2 separate regions of the Mus musculus genome follow, and region 1 is linked to region 2. Evidence: chromatin loops called from intact Hi-C (ENCODE). Cell type or tissue: heart. All regions are shown on one strand.

Region 1 (8,000 bases), 500 kb after region 2:
TATGGGCAGAGTTTTCAACTAATGCCAATGAAAGGCATGTAGGAAACCAGCCATGGACTCAAGGTAATTGGGTTTGAGGACTGGTTCCATACTTTCCCAAGAAATAAAGTTTGCTTAAGTTAATTTCTCTAATATCAATTCCATCATACATACATACATACATACATACATACTACATACGTAGAATGAGCATAATCATTGTATCCACCTCATAGAATTTATTAAGGACTAAACACAACAGTAGATAGAAGTTAGGGCAAACACAGTGACTTCCTCAAGCAATGGCCATCACTACACGACTGGTTCTTTGCTATGTGCTCTTCTCATGATTTCATTTTAACCATAACTGCAAGCCTACTAGGGAATTGCTATTACCAGTCTTTGACAGAGAAGGTGGTAGATGGTGAACTAAAATTAAATTTTCACAGGAACTTCCAGCCCAGTGATTTGTAACTTTATAAAAGCTTCCACTCAAGTTCAGGATTAGAGCTTAAATTATGACCCTCCACCAGGGAAGAAAAGGAAGTTAAGTTTTGGAATGAGCAAAGACTTTTTAAGGTTTCAAAATTATGTTCCCACAGTGGTATTAACACTTGACAACCTTAATGCTCTACAACCTTAAAACCCTGCTTAATTCAACGTATGAGGAGTAATGGCAGCACTCGGGCTGCCGTGATGCAGAGTCTTGGAGTGCATAAAAAGCATCTGCTTCCCCATAATGCCTCAATGAATCATTATGACAAACAGAAATAAAGCCAGTGCGTCTTACTGTATAGCTGATTCTGCTTTTCTGCTCACAAGGCACAGAAGTTAATTACCATGAACAGATGTGCTTAGATTGGACAAGAATTTATACGCCATGAAATTCAGCATGGACTAAAACAACACAATATGGTTGGTGCATTTGTACTTCTTGGGTGGGTGTTGAAAGGGAGGTGCCATGCACTATCTCAGTGTTCATGTGAAAGCCTTGAGGGCCTGATTTTCCAGTTGTTATTCTCTTTCAGACACCTTATGTCAGACAAATCCATTGTGATGGCTTGGATGAGAAATGTTCCCCATGCATATATTTTCCCCTGTTGGAGGTTGTCCTGTTTGGGGAGGTCACAGAGCCTTTGGGAGGCAGAGCCTTGCTGGAGGATGTAGGTCACTGGGGGTGTATTCTAAGGTTTTCATAGCCTGGGCTTACTTCCTGTTCTCTCTCTCTGCTTCTTGCATCCTGGGGAAATGGGATCTCCCTGCTTCCTGACTGGCAAGCTGGCATTTTCTGCCATTCCTTTCCTGTTATAATGGACTATTCCACACATTTTCTGCCATTCCTTTCCTGTTATAATGGACTATTCCCCCCATCTGGAACTGGAAGCTGAACTGACCCCCTCATTTCTTCTACGTTGCTTGTAGTTATCTTATTTTTTCACAGCAACAGAAAAGCAACAAATACATCCCTTCTTATGAGATGATACAGGGACGCTATCTGATTCTCATGGTACCTGTGGCTGTTTGCCTGCATGGTTCGTGTACCAGACCAATGAAGCCAGAGTTACATGTGTATTTCCACATGAAGAAGTTAATTGTATTCAATATCATGATGGTGCATTCTTGTCCCTTCTGGTTCAGGTGACCATGTGATAGAATATTTCCATCCCTTCTAGATTAGATGACAAGATATCCACAGATTTATTATCTTTGTTTAGTATCATGATATCATTTTCATCCTTTCTCAAGCAGGTAACCAGGGGCATGAAGAATAATTGACACGAACAGACATTCGTGTAAGAGTTCAAAATGTGTATGCATGACTCTTGTAATCAGAGTATAAAGTATGAATAATAATTGCTAGTTTATTATATTCAAAAGATATTTCAGATTCATTCACCTCAGAAGATACACTATTTGCTAGTTAGGTCCACAGTATGCAAAAAGAGTAGAAAACTTTTATAATCCACACCTTATATGAGATGTAAGATCAACTCTACAGAATATGTTAAGTGTTAAAATGAAAAAAAAAATTGTTTATCCAAAGACTTGGGAAGAAGATAATGAAGAAACTGTAACTTAAGGACTAAATATGAGCTGACTTCCTTATGAAAGTCAAGGTCATCCATAACTAACCTCATTTATCTCACAGTTACTTGGGGCACATGCATTGTCACTGTTGCTCTTCTAAAGATGAGACACTAGAGGCTTAGTGAAGCTGAGTGGTCTAAAGAGCACACAAGCTCACAAAGAGCCAGCACATGACTGCAGAAGCATCCTCTACAGGGAAGTAATGGAGCCAGGAGTAGAGGGACCCAATGCACTGGTTCTTTTGGTGAATTGTGGAAGGAGTCACAGAGGAGCTGTTGTGAGACTTGGGCATTGCACATGAGGATTAGGATGAGGAGTTTTATCAAAGGAAGAAAAAGAAGTGTATTCAGATAAAGGCTCTGATTCAAATGCAGCACAATTTCCCCATCTTTTAGATGGTTGGTGTATTCATTGTGATTTCTGCTTGCACTGAGATAGGATAAGCATAGCCTTGGTTTCTTGTACAATTGCAGCCTTGACTTTGGTCTTCATACTTCACTCACTCAGTTCCTAATGATCTATATCAATGATAATTAACTAAAAATTAATAAGATACAATGAAGGAAAATAAAAACAAACAAAAATGCATGAACAAACAAACAAACAAACAGAAACAAAAACCTTCCCTAATGTTATTTCCTTGGCCAAAGACTAGATAAATCTCAGTGCCAACACGAGCACACCTTTCTGGATGCTTTTCCATTTTGATTAAACATGTATGGAGGTTAGAGAACAATGCATAAGGAGTCCGTTCTCCCAATGTATCGTGTGAGCTCTTAGGCTGGAATTCTGACCACCAGGCTTGATGAACCCTTCTTTGCCTTATGAACCATTTCACCACCTTAAGTTTTGAGACAGGGTATCACAGTAAATTTAGAACTCACACATTAGACTGGACTGGCTTACCAGTGAGTTTCTGGGATCATGGTCTTGGTCTCTCCAGCTCTGGAATTATAGGAGCATATATATAGCCTTTTATGTCACTGCTAAAGATTTGAACTCAGGTCCTTGTGATATGCAGCAAGCACTCTGCCCACTGAAGCATGCCCCTGGCATGTTATTTTTCTTTAAAAGTCCCTATTTGAAGGTGACTATTCTTAAAAGACAGAAACTACATAGAGCAATCTTCTAAGAGGTTATCAGAAATTGGGAAAATGTTTTAAGTTCCAAAGCAAGATAGTGGTAAGTCATTTACATTATACAATTCTACCCAGCAATGCTTATTTTTAGACATACACACTGTCACTTTTCATGATGATGACATTTCATCTCCAAAGCCTCCTTGAGAAGTGTTTCCTGTGTGAGACATGAGAAAACTAGAGAACTGGGGGCTTAGAAGGTAGATTTAGTGACACACACCTATTATGCTTAGAAACAAACCTCAAAACCACTGTGATAGATCCTAAATCCTTTGCTGCCACTGCTAGAAAGGAGTATAGAAATCTGAATAGTGGTGGATATTGAATTTCTGATAACACTGTGGCCCAGGGTAGACTCCCCTCTCTTTTCAATACCAGTGGCCTGCTTTTTCCTTCCAGGGTAGAAGGTATTCTTTTGGTCAGTTTGATGTATTTGGAATAAGCCTGGTCCTACCATTGCAACTCCTGGCATGGGTAATAGATGTAAACTCATGCAATGGCAGGGTCAAAGATGACACCCCCAAGTAGTGCATTAAGCACTGACTCCTAGAACTTTGCAGCCATTTTAAGGAATAGTTCTTGTGAGCCTATGCTTCCTTAAGCCTAAACCATGAATCATATCCTCATGTATAAGGAGACCTGAATTTGAAGCCAGCACTAGGGAAGGGAGGCCAAGGTGTCATCATGGAACCACAAATAGATGTCTTGTCTGAAGCAAAAATACAAACCTTAGAGTTTCCAGTATGTAAGGAATTGGGGCCTCTGTCAGTCATAAGCCTACTGTACAGAAGATAAAAATATTAAATGCTCATATGAGGCAATTTACAGTGTCTAACTGAGAACTCATCCTGGTCGGTCATGGTTACATAGAAGCCAGCTTCAAAAAGTCTGATATTGTGCATCCTCAAAATGGTTATATACTCCAAAGATTTGTGATTTATTTATTTTTTTCTGGCAACACTTAATGAACAATAGGGTTATTCCAGAGTCCTTATGGGATTTTTGAGTTTTGTTTTGTTTTACATTAATGTCAAATTATCCTCTAATACAGGACCACAGTTACCATGTTTCAGAAAGTACCTCCTTGGGTTAGGCAACTTGAGGACATATAGTCACAGCATATCCTCATAGAGCTCAAGAGAAATTGCCTCATCAACTACCATGTGGTCACCTAATTGTCATGAAAATAATTTTGTTAGCATAGGAATGGATTTGATAGCTCAGATTAGTCTTGGGAAGGAAAAATAGAGAAGATAACAGTAATAGGAATGTTCTTATCACAGGCATCAAAATATTTGAGCAATTCCCCACATACATAAAGGAAGAGACAAATGTGTTCTATCAACCTAGGAAAACCCTCCTGATGCACTTAAATCCCAATGCCCTCCTTGGATAAGAATCACATTTATAAATGATTTCAATTCAACCTCTAAATGCTGCCCATTTCTCTCCATGATTTTCCTTTTATTCTTGGAAAACAGGTTATATTAGAACCTACCAAACCAGAGAATTAAGAAGCCATAATTAGGCTTCTATAGAGATATGGATTAGAAATTAATAGCACTGAACACTCTTCCTGAGGGCCCAGATTTAATTCTCAGCACCCAATTAATTGACTGCTCACAGCATGTAACTCCAGTTCTGGGGTTTCTGATGCCTTCTTTGATGCCAGACTACAGGCGCTGCATATATGTGGTACACAGACATACATACTGTCAAACAGCTATACCCATAAAATAAAGTAATTAAAAAATAGCTACAGTACTAATTATGCCCTAAGGAGTAAGGGGCATTGCCCAGGATTCTTTCTCTCTCCAATAACCTTTCCCAACTCTTTTGCCACCCGGAAACATCATATCATACACTGACCACTGTTTTCCCCAGTAGTAATTTCTCAGCTAAAGAATGAGCTTATAGAGATCCTAATATTTTCAATACTCGGGGAAATGGTTTATTAAAAAAAGACTATGTGGAATAAATACATCAGAGAACTGGCTAGGGTGACTTCATAATGCATTTTATATTTTTTTCTGGCTAAAATGTCAAATATTAGTTTTGGAATAAAAATGAAGAGTGGGATGTTGTAAAATCAATAATTTAGCTTTCCTTATGGACTTTGGTTTCTTATCTCTAATGGCTCACTGAAAATATGAAAATACAGGCTGTGATCAGGTTTTTTTTTAAACACATGCAGGCTACTCAAAGATTATATCCCCTAACAGATCTGTGAAAATTATCATTATAAATGTAGTTCCACTAGATAAATCCTCCACAAGAAATTTGCTTTACAAAATAATAATAAAAAAAAATCTGAGATGATACCAAAGAACTGTGTAGTAAACATGATACCAAGATTTAAGAGTTACATTAAAAGTAAATTAAATTAAAATTTCACATATAAAGATACATAATTATACTATGTGTGAGATTGTAAAAGATTGCCCCTCTAGATTGTGAGGTGTATTGTCAAATCATTGATTTACAAAAACATGGTTCAAATATACTAAGACTTAGTATGATACTTTATATGAGTCACATGGCAAAAGTCTTTTAAAGTCATGGAGTAGAAGCCTCAGCAGTTAAGGGCACTTGCTGCCCTTGCAGAGGACCCATATTCAGTAAACAGTGCCCATAAGAAGTGTTTCACAACAACTTCTAACCCTAATGCCAGGGGATCTGATGCCATCTTCTGGCCTCTATGGACACCAGGTCATGAGTGTGTGTGTGTGTGTGTGTGTGTGTGTGTGTGTGTGTGTTTGTGTGCATGTGTGTGTGTGCACATGTAAGCATTCAAGACACATAAGATACAAATAAATATATATTTAATAAACTATGGAATGGTGGTAGGGATGACTACTTGGGGAAAACATTATACAGAATCTGTCCTTTTTCAAAGTATATTCCCAAGAATAAAGCACTGTTACATATGATCATCGTCTCAAATGGGATTTGTCTATTACCACATCTAATATGGAAACCACAGGGTAAAAACTGACACATAGCTTTCTGCTATGTATATCAGGTTCTGAATGCTGCCAGTTTTTTACAAGCTTATAATATGCCAGTAAAGCTAGAAGAGAAATATTAAGCTGGGAACGTATTTGTAAAATAAATAACAAAACTCATAGAAATAGTCTTTATTCCTCTTTTTCTTTTGTTTGGGGGAAGATTACAAGGGGCAGGTGTGGTCCTGGGAGTTCTGGGAAGTGAATGTGATTGGGTTGCCTTATGTAAAATTTCCAAATAATTAATAAAATATTATGCTTTAAAAAAATCAAATGACATAAATGCAAGATGCCTTGCATGGCAGTTTTAAAAGGAAAATAATTTACTGAAAAATATTCTTGATGAGATTCAAGTCCACAAAAGAGTTACCATCAGGCCTTGGGGCTGCTTCCTGTAATCCTACCTACTAGGAAGGCTGAGGTAGGAAACCTCAATTTTGTCTGTTGTCGTTCTTCATAGCCACTTGAAGATGAACCTGCAGACACAGAGCTTGCAAGGCAGAGAATGATGACCGTGCTTGCATTGCTTGCATCTCTGCCTCCCAATATTCTGACTCCCTTTCTTTCTTCCTCTCTCTCTCTCTCTCTCTCTCTCTCTTTCTTTCTTTCTTTCTTTCTTTCTTTCTTTCTTTCTTTCTTATTTTTGTAATTTTTATTAGATATTCTCATTTACATTTCAAATGCTATCCCCTTTCCTACTTTCCTCGCCAAAAGTCCCCTATAGACTCCTCCTACCCTGCTCCCCATCCCATCCATTCCCGCTTCCTGGCCCTGGCGTTCAACTGTACTGGGGCATATAATCTTCACAAGACCAAGGCCTCTCCTCCCATTGATGGTCGACTAGGCCATCCTCTGCTACATATGCAACTAGAGACACAAGCTTTGGTGGGGAGGGGGGGGGGCGGGATACTGGTTAGTTCATATTGTTGTTCCTCCTATAGGGTTGTAGACAACTATAGCTCCTCGGGTACTTTCTCTAGCTCCTTCGTTGGGGGCCCTGCGTTCCATACAATAGATGACTGTGAGCGTCGACTTCTGTATTTGCCAGGCACTGGCATAGCCTCACATGAGATAGCTATATCAGGGTCCTGTCAGCACAATCTTGTTGGCATATGCAATAGTGTCTGGTTTTGGTGGTTGTTTATGGGATGGATCCACGGGTGGGGCTGTCTCTGGATGGTTGAGATGGAAGGAAGGACCATCAGACTCCCTTTCAAGAGATAGAAGCACCTTTGAGTGAATCTTGACTGATATCACATAGAGTTCACAGAGAGGGAGACCCCTAGTGGTCTCTCTTGCAAAAGCCAGGTTTTAAGGTAGTTCATCTGTGAGCACAAGTGAACCAGGAAGGCTTCTAAGACTTGAACGCTAACATCTGATAGAGTAAGGTCAAGGTGGACAGAAAGTACAGTGGTGGAAAGGAATTTTAAGGTGCTCTTGATTTCAAAAGTGTAAGACAACATTAATCTCTCTGTGATGTGTGTGTGTGTGTGTGTTTTCTCTTGGTGTAGAAGATTGAACATGGCCTCCTGTCTGGTAGAAAGCAAAAGTTCTACCTCTAGATGATATCCACATAAGTATTCCTGTTTTAAAATGGTCCTTGCAAACATTCTGTAAATGTGCTCAAGTTTAAAAAGACATAGCTAAAACCCGTATTTATTTACAATCTGGACAAAACAGTTTTCACAGGGAAAAAGAGAGACATAAGTATATTAGAAAATGTAAAGGCAGAGCAAGCAGGTGTAAAAACATATGTCAGTCTAAACGTATCACAGCAAAAGGAAAGTAT
Region 2 (8,000 bases):
ACCTGCAATTTACACTTTCAACTATCTGACTCTGCACTATCTACTATTAAAGGTGGCTTTGTATACAGTGAAGGTAGACGGTGCGTTAGATGTCTGAACCTCGCTGCAGCATGTGAGGAAGGTGAGGGAACAGGTAAGGAAAGACCTGTTTCTCTGGCCAAGTCTGGGCTACATCTCCCTTCCTTAGGGTTGTTAAGGAGGTTAAGGAGCCAATCTGAAGCCAAGTCCAATGCAGGGACCTTTCTTGATGCTGCCACTTAAATGTGAGGCTTCGTGAAAACCTAGGGAGGTTCCTAGTGCCTCACCCTACTCACAAAGAGGCTCAGGCCCTAACCTTGGGTCTCATGGTTATATTACATTCTGCTTGATAATGGGGAGCTAAAGAAGCAAATGGAATTAAGACTGATAATCACGCACCCTGAAAATAAGAATGTTCATATTTTCCTGGATCATCTAAGTGGGCTGAATGTAATTCTAAGAGTTCTTCGCAATGAGGAAGAGAATGAAAACTGAGCCAACAAGAGAGCAGTGTTGCAAGGGCTGGACTGATGGTGCTGGTTTTGGAGATGAGAGAAGATTCAAGATTTTGAGGGCAGGCACCTCTAGAAACTGGAAAAATCAATAGGGTAGGCTGTGCCCTGTGACCAGCAGATAGATCCTTTTGACTGTGAGACAAAATTATCTATTGAAAGAAAATAAAACTTGAGACCTGTGATTCATGTAATTTATGTCAAATAGCCCAAAGAGTTGTTTGTGAGCTTTGAAACCTAGGGCTGAGAACATAGCAGAACAGGCCAGGACATGCCCAGGCAGGCCCATTGTTAAGACATTCCTGAGGCTGCTTGGCCCTAAAGACAAAGAGAATGACATGCCTGGACTGGCCCGGTGCCTCCCTATCTCCCGCCTTTCTGACCTAAGTTAAATGTTATCTGCATGTACAGTCTGCTGATGTTTAAATGAACCAATCATGTGAAACCGTGCCAATTCCTCCCTGCTGATGTTTAAATGAACCAATCATGTGAAACGGCGCCAATTCCTCCCCCAGCCCCAGACCCTTTTCTATAAAAAACCCTAGCTTCCAAGCCTCGTGGTCGATCCACTGTCTCCTGCATGAGATACATTTCGACCTGGAGCTCCGCCATTAAACTACTGCGTGTATTTACATCAAGACGGTCTGTTTGTTCGTGATTCTTGGGTGCACACTGAATCAGGAGTTGAGTGGGGGTTTCCTCACTAGGTTCTCTCACTATCATCTATCTATCTATCTATCTATCTATCTATCTATCTATCTATCTATCTATCTATCTATCTATCAATCTATCACTTACGCATAGATGAAAAAGGGCCCAATAGTATTTACTTATTGTGTTTACTTTATTAATTTTAATAATTTCATATGTGAATACTGCATTTACATCATTTCTACTTCATCTTCTTCCCCTTTTAATTCCTCTTGTGACTCCCCCTATTCTGTCTTAAACTTATGAACTTTTATTCAATTATTACACACACACACACACACACACACACACACACACACACACACACTATACCCATTTATACATATGTGTATATAAATACAGCCTGCTGAGGCCATTTAGTTCTGTGCATCTCTCTATGTTTAAGGCTGGTCACTTGGGATCGGATAACCCACCCAGGGGTTTGTCCCTAGGGAAGGATGATTCTTTTCTTGTAACAGACATTAACTGGCAGTAGCTCTTCATTTAGGAGTGAGGCCTTCTGAGACTTTCTCTGACAACACTGGAATGTTGGGATAGCAACTGATTTTTGTCACTGTGCAGATCTTGCTTAGGTCATTGCACTGCTAAGCTTTCATGGGTGCATCTTCCTGACATATAGAAGATGAACTCATAGAAGATGCCCTGGTCTACTGGCTTTTATACTCTTACCACCATTTCTTCTGTGTTGTTCTCTGATCATTAGGAGCAGGGCTTGTGCTGCAGATGTATCAACTGGGAATGACTGCAGAGTCAGTTGTTCTTTATGTTTTGACTAGTTATGGATTTTTTGTTAGGGTCTCTGTCTGCTGTAAAATAAGCTCCTTGATGAGGGGTGAGAGCTACACTTATCTGTGGGTATAAGGATATATATTTAGAAAGCAGTTAGAAAAATACACTGATTTATGAAAGTAGTAGTAGTAGTAGGTTGCCAAAGACCAGCCTCAGTTTGGAGAGGGGTTTCTGAGAGAAGGGATATTTGGGAGTCATGAAACAAACAACTTGACATCAAATTGTGGGTTAGAAGTTGACTGCCCTTGTTCTGCTGGAGACAGCTTTCCAGATAGCTCTTTCTGTGTTCTGCTTTCTCTTGCTATTCTAAAAACTCTCTGGATAGTTCATCTCTTGCAAATCAAAAGCCCAGGCTTCCACCATTTACATATCAATCCAGTTCCCTTTTGATTATCTCCTGCATCAGCATCCCATGACCTTAGTCCTTGGATTCTTAGAAGGAGAGAGCAAAGTTCTTGGTTTTTGCTTGCTTGTTTGTTTGTTTGTTTTGTTTTGTTTTGTTTTGTTTTGTTTTTTACATTGCAAAAGAATTCAGAGATCTTACTGCCTTTGCTAAGCACAGACAATAAGTTAGCTGGTTGGGACTCTGGCCTGAAATTATCATTCCTACCAAACAGGGACCCAAACTAGCTCTGTCCCAGGCTGACCTCAAACTCAGGAATCTGCCTGCCTTTGGATCTATCTGACAACCTGGCTCATCGTGCAACTTCTTCTGTTCTTTTAGGTTCATGAAACTTCTCTTATAATTCATATTGCATCCTTATATTTTGCATAGTTGAGAAATTATATATTTCTGAACTCATGTTTCTAGACTTCTTTCCCACAGCCTTAAGGACTGTCCTGAAGGCCACAGCATTTACCATTTTCCTAAAACAGTAGACACACCCTTGCCTCCTGGACTTACATTGGCTGTGGTTATCATGGAATCATTAATCTTATCAGGGGGAACATTTCCTGATAACTTTATCAGAGAGAATATTTCTGAAAGGAGGATATATATATATATATATATATATATATATCCCTGATGGCTCTATTCCAGGGGCAGGAACTATGTCATTCTGTCCCTTACATGGCCAAGCAAGACTTGGTAGTAGGATCTCCCCTAGAATTCATGGCTGTACCAGCCTCAGGTAATTGTCTAGGTCTGCAGTACCTGGCATGACTTCTATCTTACTGAATGGAACTTAAGTCCAATTTGCTACCTGTTAATTACCCCCAGGAAATAACTACTACTACTGTGTTCTTGATGTTATCTTACCATGTTGGTCATTGTGATCTACAGCTAAGTAGGATTATTACTTGTGATTGTCCTTGACAGCTTGCACAGAACCTTCAGATACTACGAGAGCCGGTTCTCAGGGAAGAAAGAGGCTTTCAACAGCTAGATGGGGCTGGGCTCAGAATGTGTGTTTATGATGGGTTGGTAGTCTTGCCCCTCCTGCTCCATGGTTTACACAGAGACCCAGGAGAGAACTGACTTGGTAATGCTGGTGCCCACAGAATATGAGTTGAGTCCACTGCTGGTGGCTGACTTTGTCCGGCAGCAGCCTCAGCTCATGTTCCCTGAGTATGTACAGTAGCTTTGAGTTATGTTCTCATGTATGAAAGACTGCATGTCATCTTTCAGGTATCAAAGCAGGCCTATATGCCTATATTGGCCAGTTTTTATTTAAACTGGCCTCTGAAATGTTCTTCATATTAAAAGAGACATCTTCATAGGGTGGTAATTTGGGGAGAATTTTTTTTTATGATTTTATCTACCCGACATTGGAAATTATGCTCCTACAGCTGAAGATGAGCAGGAGTAATTCATATGTAACAGAGGGGTACAGAGGACATTGGTTAACGGAGCCAGTATAGGACATTTAGTGGAGATACAGACTTGCAGCTTTAAAAAGCAAAATTTACCTACCCATAAATTAGCACTACTAAACAACAAAAGAAAAACAAACAAGCAAAAAAAAAAAAAAAAAAAAAAAAAAAAAAAATGCTAGCCTCAGCCCTCAGCTATTGACCACTAGGTGGCATTGTAGTGTAAGCAGAGAGAAATGTCTTTTCTCAGCTCTGGCTGTCCTGCAGCTGATGAAAATGCTTCTCAGCTCATTCCAAAGCAGGGGAAAGACATCAGTTCTGTTGGGGCAGCCATTGTGGGGATGAGAGCCCCTCTGTATTCAGTTCAGGGCGTGGAAGACCTAGGAAGGTTGAGCATCTGTGCATCAATTCTTTTGTACTAGTTGCAGGTTCTGCCAAGATATTTCAGGGCTATAAGGTCCCACATATATAGTACATGTGAATATTAATGTCTTCCATGCAGTGGTACTATGACAATATGCAATTTTAACACATTTGATTTAATGGGCAGGAATTATCTTTTTCCCCATTTCTTTGCTTTTGTGAAAATGAAAAGAATTTATTTTGGTTCAGAAGTTTATTCTATTGGAATGCTTGAGATACAATGTGATATTTTTTTTCCTCTACTGTGCTTTGGTTTTGCTAAGACCAAGAGCTGTTACAGCCTTCTCTCCTGCTGTCTGCATCGCCTTTCTCACTTCCTGACTACAACTGAAGCTCATTTCCCATGGGAACAATGCTCAACTTTCATGGAGGGTTTGAAATTCTAGAGCAATACTTATGACATAGACATAGGTCACATGGGCACACCAAGGCTTACAGTTCCCCTTGCCTTCTGTTTGCAGCAAGCTGGCATTCAGTTTATGGGTACACAGCAGAGTGTTACCTAAATAGCAGAATTTGTTATTGCAGAGTCATACAGTTGCTGCAGAAGATGCAGCCACCTGGAATGTATAAACATGACCTCATTTTACAAACATATCCTTGTAGTCACAATTACGCTAGGATTCTGAGGTAAGGTCACTCTGAATTATCTAGGTGGGCCCTACATATGAAGGCAGATATCTGTAGATTTTGACTATAGATTCTAGAAGAGACCTGGTCTCTTGTCAGAACAAAGACAGTTGAATGTAATAGAATCCTGTTTGGCTCTGGTTCATTCCTTTCTGAAGTCTCATAAATCTCTTTGCTTAATTATCCCCAATTTTACATTTCTGGAAACTATAGCTCAAAACCATGAAGCCCATCAGGGATGGGGAGCCTGTGTCTATTTTCTGAAATGCAGTCATTTTCACCCTTGGCGTAGTTTATACATTCTATGGTCAAGTCCTTACCATGTGTCTTAGTTAGGGTTCCTTTGCTGTGATATAGCCATGATCAAAGCAACACGAGGAGGAGAAGGTTTATTTTACTTACAATTCCTTTTGAAATAGTTTTTTTTTTTTTTTTTAAATATTGTCTGCTACCAATATAAATCAAGGCAATTAGGGCAATTGTCCTCTCTTGCATCAGGACAACTCTTTAAATGAGGTTCCCTACTTAGTGATCCTAACATGTGGCAAGTTGACATTAATACCAACCATAGTACCAAGTCTCTTTCACTCTTGTGCCCATTTCCAGGCTGGGATCCTGTTCTTATGTCCTCTTTGGTGAATGGCTGCTTGTCCAATATTCTACCTTCACAGACTGTTCTAAAACCACCACACCTCTGAATCAGGGCCAAGCTGAGTTCTCTGGGTCTAGGGAAGAAATGTATATGAAAGGATAACATTCAATTCTCCTAAATATTTGACTTATAGATCAGGTCTTCATAGGGGTCCCCCAACAACTGGAGCTAGGGGTCGTTCCCGAATCTGTTACCTGCCTATGGGTCCCACTCCCCTAACTGGGCATCCCTGTCTGGCCTTAGTGGGAGAGGATGCACCTAGTCCTGCAGTGACTTCATGAGCATGGGATGGAGTGGGGTGGGGTGGGGTGGATGGGTAGGTGGGTGTGACACAGGACGGGCTCCACCCTCTCAGAGGACGAGGGGAGGAAGCGATGGGGGAGTACCTGTGTGAGGGGGTACTGGGAGTAGAGGGGGGGGCTGAGGCTGATATTGAAATGTAAAGCAAATACATAAATAAAATTTAAAAAGAACACATGCTCAATCACCCTGCTTTGGGAGCTGCACCTCTGTAAAGATCCAGGAGGCCATGTTTGAGGTTCGAACTACCAAAGACTTTCTCCAAAACTGAAGTGCTGCTAGAATAGGTGCACCCTGGGACCTAGCCAGACTCCTCTCCTCATCTCCATGCCCAAGCTGTCATTCAGAGTGCCTTGTACATTCATCAAAACCAACAGGAGGAATATGCACACTGAGAATGTTCTTCACTCAACAGAGGGCATGGGCCTAGAGGAAAATTCCACAGGAGCTTCTGAAAACAGTCTCAGGGACATTTTGATAAGGAACTATGGGTTCAGGACACCTGTGTAGTGGTCTGAAAGTGAATGGAGCTACCTCTGTTCATTGGCCATGTAGCAGACTCATTTCATTGCAAAAGGCACATGCTCTGAGATGAGTATGGGGTCAAGCTTCACAGATGACCCTAGAGGCAGCAAGGCCCTTATATAGGGAAGAGCCTGGTTTCCCTATATCAGGAACTCTGACAAATGCCAGACAAGTGGCACAGTCTCCCAAGTCAAGTTGGTGTTAAGAGGTGGTTCTGTTGAGACTTTTAGGATTAGAGTTATATAGTATTTAGTGCTCCTTGGCACATCTAAGACCTCAAGACCTCCAATTCCAGTGTCCATAATGTCAAACACTGATTTTCTACAATACAACCCCTTTTCAAAGGATTCTGCCATATTTAATTTGAAATCATTGTGCATTTGAAGCAAAGGAATGCATTTGTGAAAGATGGCATTTCTATCCATAGTGGAAACTTTCTTGTTACGTTTTCAATTTCTTTGCTAGCATTACAATAACAAATGATCCAAAACATAGTGGCTTAAGGACTTATTCACTGAAGACTTGTGGGGACAAGGTGTTAAGATGTCAACAGATAGATTCATGAATCATCTGAAGGCGGGGGTGGGGGGTGGGGGGTGGGGTGGGGGGGTGGGGTGGAGGTGGGGTGGGGGGTGGGGAGGGCTCTTCCTTTCCACTTCCAGCTTCTGGCAGCTTTGTTCCTTGGTCTATAGCTACATGGTTGCATGACTGCGGCCTCTATCTCCACCTTGGCATGACCTACTCGTAACCATCATTGTTCTGACTAATGACCATGCTCTTCTAGAATTCTTGAGACTTAGAAGAATAAGATATGGGGTGGAATAGGGCAGTAGAATGGACCTTGTTCAAAAGCATCATTTGTCTCAAGAAGCAAGGCAAGCATTTATCCATGTTGAACTCTGCATGCACACAATCTTATAAGTGTGAATGACTGTCGAACTCTTACAGTGGGAGAATGTATGAACCTTCAGAAAGCACTGCTGACTTAAGCTACCCATTTTGAGTCCCAGAGTTGGACATATGAGTATGAAATAATCAGTTTGGGTTGGTTCAGACAGAAATTTCTATGGCATGATACAAGAGTATTTACTATTGAAATAATAATAATAGAAAAATATTTATTCTATTGCTCTGTATGTCTCTGTGTGTCGGTGTGTGGTATGTGCAGGCTAAGTGTTGAGATCAGAGGCATGAGATCCCCATGGAGCTGAAGTTGCAGGTGACTGTGAGCTTCTCCACATGGGTGCTGAGAACGGAACTCAAATACTCTTCAAGAGGTATGGATTCTTTTTTTAAATTTTTTTATTTATTATTATTTTTATATACATTTCAAATGCTATCCCGAAAGTTCCCTATACCCCCCCACCCGCTCTGCTCCCCTACCCACCCACTCCCACTTCTTGGCCCTGGTGTTCGCCTGTACTGGGGCATATAGAGTTTGCAAGACCAAGGGACCTCTCTTTCCACTGATGACCGACTAAGCCATCTTCTGCTACATATGCAGCGAGAGATACGAGCTCCGGGAGGACTGGTTGGTTCATATTGTTGTTCCACCTATAGGGTTGCAGACCCCTTTAGCTCCTTGGTTACTTTCTCTAGCTCTTCCATTGGGGGCCCTGTGTTCC

Evidence for each region. A loop is a pair of places that touch in the nucleus more often than their neighbours do. Peaks named below come from ENCODE experiments on the same cell type or tissue, not always from the same donor. Only the 100,000 strongest peaks of a DNase experiment are listed, where the experiment ranks them.
Region 1: it touches region 2 in a loop (7-fold over the local background); 2 of 42 quality-filtered maps call a loop at or near these places.

Annotation. Positions count from the first base shown.
Region 1 is chr1:129,843,111-129,851,110 of GRCm38, reverse strand. All of the region lies in intron 12 of Thsd7b (thrombospondin, type I, domain containing 7B), which reads right to left. Among named protein-coding and RNA genes, the nearest start is that of Gm36347, 230 kb to the right of the region's middle. In heart, a CTCF peak has its summit at 7,500 (motif pointing left); no DNase peak of the experiment used is centred here.
Region 2 is chr1:130,346,541-130,354,540 of GRCm38, reverse strand. No RefSeq gene overlaps it. Among named protein-coding and RNA genes, the nearest start is that of Gm41951, 48 kb to the right of the region's middle. In heart, a CTCF peak has its summit at 4,053 (motif pointing right); no DNase peak of the experiment used is centred here.